Regions from separate parts of the Mus musculus genome. Here all the other regions are linked to region 1. Evidence: chromatin loops called from intact Hi-C (ENCODE). Cell type or tissue: gastrocnemius. All regions are shown on one strand.

What was found. Peaks named below come from ENCODE experiments on the same cell type or tissue, not always from the same donor. Only the 100,000 strongest peaks of a DNase experiment are listed, where the experiment ranks them.
Region 2: it touches region 1 in a loop (3-fold over the local background); 29 of 42 quality-filtered maps call a loop at or near these places.
Region 3: a loop joins it to region 1, with 3 times the contacts of the local background. A loop is called at or near these places in 5 of 42 quality-filtered maps.

What each region holds. Positions count from the first base shown.
Region 1 is chr2:104,133,614-104,136,113 of GRCm38, forward strand. No RefSeq gene overlaps it. Among named protein-coding and RNA genes, the nearest start is that of A930018P22Rik, 12 kb to the left of the region's middle. In gastrocnemius, a CTCF peak has its summit at 1,003 (motif pointing right); a DNase peak (open chromatin) is centred at 1,010; H3K27ac peaks cover 1,050 bases.
Region 2 is chr2:104,584,837-104,587,336 of GRCm38, forward strand. No RefSeq gene overlaps it. Among named protein-coding and RNA genes, the nearest start is that of Cstf3, 4.4 kb to the right of the region's middle. In gastrocnemius, a CTCF peak has its summit at 1,025 (motif pointing left); no DNase peak of the experiment used is centred here.
Region 3 is chr2:104,317,527-104,320,026 of GRCm38, forward strand. The region is part of intron 1 of D430041D05Rik (RIKEN cDNA D430041D05 gene); the gene reads right to left. Among named protein-coding and RNA genes, the nearest start is that of Gm22501, 91 kb to the left of the region's middle. In gastrocnemius, no CTCF peak of the experiment used is centred here; DNase peaks (open chromatin) are centred at 341, 847, 1,557 and 2,090.

The sequences.
Region 1 (2,500 bases):
GATCGTCTGCCTGTCCTTCCCCCAGATCTGGGTGATCTTAGGGACGAGGGCTGTGTTGCCATCAGCTCACCCTGATCCCACGGTTCTGTTCACACCACACATTCCTCAAATGTGTTTTGAGCACACTGATGGCTACTAGCCTGAGAGGGAAAGTTGCCACTCCTGGTCATATGTCTGACTTCAGATCCAGCCTACTGAAACATTAACTTATATAAAACCAGACGAAAAGTTGATTTATCAGAGGTGCCACAGGTGGCTGAGGATAATAACTATATATGATTTATGCAAAATCATAAGTGTATTTGAAACACTGTGAGACTTTTTGGGGGGCATTTTTGGGTAACTCAATGCATTTCATGTTTCTTGATTATGAATGTGAGAGACAACATTGTGTTGCTATTTCAAAAGGTTATCTGGGCCAGGCGGTTCTTTATTACATCACAAGTATAGAAGGCTTGAATTCTTTTCTGAGACCTAGGGATGAGCCTTAGACGTCCCCTTTGGAGAGGTGGTTTGCAACAGTGACTAAGACTGACACCTCTGAGCTCAGCTGGGTCACAAACCCAGCACACACCAGACATAGTAACACATACTTACCAGCCTCCACATCTGAAGGAGCGATGGTCATCACAGGTGGTTACAAGGTACGTTAACGTATAGGAAGAACTCAGACTATCATCTAGCTCAAAGCAACAGCTTGCCCATGTCTCCACTCCCAGACTCACCCAGGGCAGTGACTGTTTATCCCAGTGTAGACTCCTGCAATTCTGAAAGCAGCACACACAAAGTAAACCTGAGTCCTTCCCCAATGTGTTCAGTCATGTGTTGATTTTTTTTCTCTTCTCTTCTTGTGTGGAAAGCATGCACAATAACAGACTGTCGCGGGTGAACTGAGGTAGTGCCTGCAAATTGCCTGGCTCTGCTGCCTGAGGTCTCTACTGTTGTCTCAGTTTCCTGGGCGATTTGCATTAAGGTCTCTTCACATGTTTCTCATAGTGGGAGCCACTAGATGGCAGCATAGATTCACAGAGACACAGAGGCAGCAGTTGGAACACTTAATGCAAAAACAAGCACAGGTGTAGCCCTGGCCCTTCCCAGAGGTGGCTGCCTGCTTAGTGTTCTACTTGCCCCTGGAAAATATGCCCTTTTTAGATTTGGTTTCAAGGTGAATGTCCAGTTAGCAAAGAATGAAAGTAACTATACCAGACTCATTGACTGATACTACCTGTATGGGTCTGCCCGGGCTGCTGCTGCAGAACATTGCAGAGCCAGACGTGGTGGTGCACACCCAGAATCCCAGCAGCATGAGAAGCTGAAGCAGAAGGATTACATTTTCCAGGTCAGCCTGGGTTATGGAGTTAGTTCAAGACTGGACTGGACAACTTAATAAGAGCCCACTGCAAAAAGGGAAAAGAAGCCAGGTGTGTTAGCACACACCAGTAATCTTAGCACACTGGAGAGGTGTGTTAGCACACACCAGTAATCCTAGCACCCTGGAGAGGCAGAGGCATGGGGGTTGCTATCATTTTAAGGTCAGTCTGGTACACACTGAGAGTTCTAGGTCAGCTAGGGCTATATAGTGATTCTGTCCCTCCAAACCCCAAACAAGTGAAAAGAGTCATATCTCATTCATATTTACCACCCCTACCTACCAGTAAGATGTGTTCAGACCCTTGCTTATATACACACCAGGCAGCATACATCTGTGATGAGCCCGGGCCACCTCAAAGCCTTGCATCTCAGTTAATTTATTGATAAGTTGTTCCAAACTATTCTTTTTGTTCCCTTTAGCCCATATCTACCAACAAAGATGGAGAATGTTTTCATGAATAAATAACACACTACCAGGTCTGGGTTCCAAAGCAAGGATGGGCAGGGATCCTCTCAATTGCAGGACTCTACTGTAAACCACATGGAGTATTACGGTTTGGGTATGAAACATCCTCTCAGGATGCCCATTCACAGACGTCTTGAGTCCTCCATACCAGTAATGCTTAAAAGTAAGTTTGGGGGAAGTGACAGGGTCATGAGGTCCCTGTCTTCATCAGTAAGTTAACCACTGATAGACTTAAAGTCTGAATAGACTATTTAAGAAGGGTGCAGACCTGTGCAAGGCGAGGACTGGTTGGAGGAGGTAGGGACTGGGGGTGTGTGCCTTTGAGGGATAGTTTTCTCTGACCCTTTTCTGCTCATCCTACTCATTCTGTCTACCACGAGGCAAGCTGTTCAACCCTCCCTGAGGTTCATGGTGATAGAACCAGCTAACCATGGGCTGAAGCCCCTGGAACCCAGAGCCAAAAAAAAAAAAAAAAAAAAAAAAGAAATCTTTCCTCTTGTAAGGGATGATGTCAGAGATTCATCACAGAAGCAAAACCAAACCTTACACATTGCCCCTGAGCAGATAATGTAGGAAGCCCAGGCATGTTCTCAAGAGGATCTTATTTCCCACTGGCTCACCACGTGACATTGAGGCTGTGACCCATGCTGTTTGAACAAAGCA
Region 2 (2,500 bases), 450 kb after region 1:
TAAGTCATTGTAGACAGTTCTATCAGTGTATTGAGAATTTGTTTCTTGAAAGTGCTGCACATACTTTAAAAATAAAATTCCTGATATATCTGTGACCCTTTTACACAGGCTTTTGAAATATTTACCCATCCCTCTACATAGCTGAAGTCATGTGTCTGTCAAGCTTTTCTCTAAAATAAGTCAAAGTATAAACAGAAGACAGAAGTGGAAAGAATCAGCTGCATGGGTACAGAGGCTGGCCATACCCAATATATTTAGAGCGAGTATTTGTAGCAAGTGTGATTTATACTTGCCCATGATGATCAGCTGTAACTAGGCTGGTTTGTTTGTTTACTTACTTGCTTGTTTTTGTTTTGTTTCTTTTCTTTTCTTTTTGGTTTTATAGTTGTTGTTTTGAGTCAGGATCTCTCTATATAGACTGGGCTGGCCTCAAACTCTTGGATATCCCCTGGCTTCTGCCCCCCTAGTGCTAGGAACAAAGGTGTATGACACTGCTCCAGTTAACCAGGTATTTTAACTAAGAAATAAGACCCAAGTCTGTACTGCAACACCAGACACCAAGCTTATCACCAAGCCCAGCAACGACTATTTTTAGAATTCTGATGAAAATTTCTAATAGATTTTCTCTTTCTTTTCTCTTCTCTTTTTTCTTTTCTTTCCTTACCCTTCCTTCCTTCCTTCCTTCCTTTCTTTCTTTCTTTCTTTCTTTCTTTCTTTCTTTCTTTCTTTCTTCCTTCCTTCCTTTCTTTTTCTTCCTTTCTTCGGAAACAAAGTCTCATATATCACATACTGGCCTCACCTGTAATCAAGGCTGACCTTGGATTTCTGACCCTCCTGCCCCCCTTGTGCTGAGATTATAGTTGGTATCACAATGCTAGCCTCCAAGTGAATTTGGGATAGATTGATACATACATACATACATACATATAGATATCTACAGAGAGAGAGATATATCAGTAGGTTTGCCACCGCTGCTTAATCTTTAGCTATAACCTGTATTTGCTGCCATCTTGGGGACTCATAGAACCATTGCAAGTGCCCTTTTCTTTCTGTTCTCTGCCTTTCTTCCCCAAAAGTTCTCACGAGGTATTCCAGACTATCCTCAAAATTCTCAGATCTCCTTTGGGTCAGCTCCATGAGTTCTAGAATATTTTTTTTTAACAGTTACACTTTAATTAAATCAGGACTTGTGGGTGCTGAGTCAGTATTAGTGGCATAGTTATTAAGATAAATGTGGGGCTGTGAGTGTAGCTCACTGACACAGGAAATGTTTACAAGAGAGATGCCTACATCCAATCCCCAACACTTCAAGAAGTAAACATGGATCCTGTGTCTTTCCCTAAGATTCTTTTTGCCAGTGATGATGGCGATGGGATTAACACCTTTAATCCCAGCACGTGGGAGGTAGAGGAGGCGGATCCCTGAGTTTGAGGCCTAGTTCTACTCTAGAGAGTTCTAGGACGGCGAGGGATATGTGGAGAAACCCTGTCTTGAAAAACTAAAAGAAGAGGAGGAGGAGGAAGGGCAGAAGAAAGGAAGAAAGAAAGAAAGAAAGGAGAGAGAGAGAAAGAGAGAAAGGAAGAAAGAGAAAGACAGATGGACAGAATCTGCCTTCATAAGATAGTTTTGTATATTCTTAGTAATTGATGGGGAAGGGCCTAGCCCACTGTGGGTGGGCCACCCCTGAACTGATGGTCTTAGGCTCTTTAAGAAAGTAGGGGAAGTAGGAAGCCAGTAAGCAGCAATCCTCCATGGCCTCTGCATCAGCTCTTGCCTCTAGATCTAGACCCTGTTTGAGTTCTTGTCCTGGGGATTGTGGTGCACACTTTTAAAACTAGCATTGGGGAAGTCAGAGGCATGTGGGTCTCTATGAATTCCAGGTCAGCCTGGTCTACAAAGTGAGTTCCAGACCAGAACAGTCAGGGCTACATAGAGAGATCCTGTCTCAAAAACCCAAAAGGTGAACATTTTCTAAAATAAATGAGATAAAATTAAGCATAATTCCGGAAACTTGGTTGAATACTGATTTGTAGAAACCTCCTTTAAACACATTTTGGGGTTGACGGTGTAGCTCAGAAGCTAGTGCTCAGAAGACGGTGAGCTTGATCCAGCACATATTCCCCAAAAATCACACTGTTGAAAGAGATGTGAAAATGTAGATGTAAACTAGATCGTAATTGATGTCAGGAAATAACTGTAAGCTTTCATGGATATGATAAATGGTCTTGTGAATATGAAGAAGAAAGTCCTTATTCTCAGAAAAAACAAACTGATTCATTTAGAGAATGAATTTAATTTACTTTTAAAATATTTTGCCAAAAAAAAAAAAAAAACCCAAAATAACAACAACAACAACAAAAACCCCAAAACCAAAAAAAAAAAAAAAAATCCCACGTCAGGTGGTGGTGGCGCACTCCTTTAATCCCAGCACTTGGGAGGCAGAGGCAGGTGGATTTTTGAGTTCGAGGCCAGCCTGGTCTACAGAGTGAGTTCCAGGACA
Region 3 (2,500 bases), 180 kb after region 1:
AAGTGAAGAAGCAGCCCCACACAGACAGGAAGGAGACTGGCAGTCTCTTAGGGAACAGAGAAGAAGGGGATACACGCTGATAAAGGGTATAGTCTCAGTTAGCAGGGATGAAAATATAACATTGGCTGTGGCGATGGCTTCCTCACCCTGCAGACACACTAAAAGGCAATGGATCTCACACTTTAAATGGGTGAGTTGTATTCTGTGTCAAGTATAAATCAATAAAGCTATTCTAGATGCATACACACCATTCACGCAAACCTCTCTCCAGCCCTGTTAAGTAGCCTGGAGCCAAGCTTAACTTGATTTAGGAAAATAAGCCAACAGTCTGTTTCTTGCAGCCTAGCTTTTTGGAACAGGCTCCTGCCTATTAAAACACATGCCGATTTTAAATGGGGACTCAAGGAAGCGTTCGGAGCCTCTCTTCTCCCTTTGCTAAGTCCTGAAAATTGAAATTTTTCCCCTTTCTTTTCCTCATCTTTGGAAATCGGTTCTTTATCAAAATGTGGTCAGCATTGGCTCCTAGTTTCTCTCCTGCTAAAAACACACAACTTGAGTTACTCTCCAGATCCAAGGTTATGGCCATCACAATGGGAGGAAGGTTGGGAAGCCACAGGCTCACTGCCAGCACAACTAAGTCTCTTTCTGCCAGTACTGCCTTCATTTTGGATTTTCAAATTCAACTTTTAAATTTCCTACTGATATTCCATTTCTGGCACTTCCAACCCTTTCTCTTTGGCTCAGCCACATCAAGGGCCAGCTTGTCATCTGTGCAATCAAGATCCCCTGCCCATTGCTGCTCAGCTTTCTGACTGAAGAGTCAGACCACCCTTGGCAGCCTGGATGTCCCCCAAGTGCCTTCTTCTACAAGCCCTTTGTAAATTCCACATTCCGGTCTTTTCTTTCTAATCCTGGACAATTGCTAATGAGAAAAGGCCAGGTGGTGGCTTCCAGGTGGTCTGTGTGCCACTTGAATACCCTCTGGCCTCTCCTCAGAGCCTTCTTCCTGGTTACTGTGCATGCAGTTGAAGGTTTATACCTCTGCTAGCCAAGCTCCAGTTGGCAAATCTACTCCCATGCCCTTGGCTCTGCCTCTTTGTCCAAACAATGGCAAAAAAGACAGGCACGGGCACAATGGCTAGTAAAAAGGTAAAAATCTGGGGCTATGCAGTTTTATAAAGGTCTACATAGGTCTTCACTAGCCTTGGGTTCAAATCACTGTGCTGTTACTAACTAGCCAAATGACTTCAAGTAACATGTGCCTATGTCTCGGTTGTTTGTGAAAATCTGAATTACATGCACTAAACAGCTGCTACTTTGAAAATTAACTGAGGTAGTTCAAGTCCACATAAAATAAAACCATAGACTGCCCTTTACGAGAAGGGCGCCATAAAAATCAGATGAGGAAATGCCACTGCTGTCTGTGGCCAGCTCTTCAAGTTAGGATTGGAGGACTCCTCCCTTGTTGCTATGCAGCCTTCTGTAGGCAGAGCGCTTAGCTCAGGTCTGCTCCACGTGGTTCTAGCAGCCCTGCAGAGCCTGAAAACCCTTCTGCGGCTGTGTTCTCCCCCTCGCCTGTTTCAGGCTGATCTGTTTTTCCCCGAATCAAAACTCTCTGCATGACATGGCTCTGCACAAACCTTTGCCCATTCTCATGGCTGCAAAGTCAGCCAGCTATGCCTGTGAGGCTGAAACCAGCCTTACCCCCAAAGCTGTTAGCTGAGAGGCTGCTGTCAGCTGCTGCAGAATCGAAGGTGGTGGTGCAATCAATACCATCACCAGTGAGTTCAAGGTCATGGGAATCTGCAGATCATAGAAGGAATGATTTTCATATACCTGGGAGAAACCCTGCCCCAGGCTTTTTTTTTAACTATAGGTAATTAAATCTTAGAGAAAACTTCTACCTTGCCCCTCTTATGATAAGCCAACATCACCCCAAATTGGACCAACACCTTCTGTACAAATATAGCCCACTCGTGTGTGTGTGTGTGTGTGTGTGTGCGCGCGCGTGCGCACACGCGGGTAGGTCAGAGGTCATCTCCAGGTATTGTTCCTTAGTTCATATCCATCTTGATTTTTAAAACAGGATCTCTTATTGGCCTGGAGCCAGCACCCAGAAATCACCATCTCCATGTCCCACACTGGCATTATAAGCATACACCACCACACCCGGCTTTTCGGTGTGGGTTCTTGGATCTGACTTCAGATCTCCTTGCTTGTGTACCATTTGTTTTACTGACTGGGCCATCTCTCCAGCTCCTAGACACTATGGGAGAGCACATACCACTAGACACATAGGAGAGCAGGTATCCTATGCCCTGGGGGATGTTTCTTGTTTCTATGACCTGAGAAAATCCTAAATATTTTCCTGCAGTGATATGTACCGAGTGTGTATCTGAGCATCCACACCTACTGTGTTCTGAGTATTGTGCTGGACTCTGCAGGAGAAAGAGGGGGAGGGGGAGCTCATAAGTGATGATCCCAGGAGGGTAGGATGTGT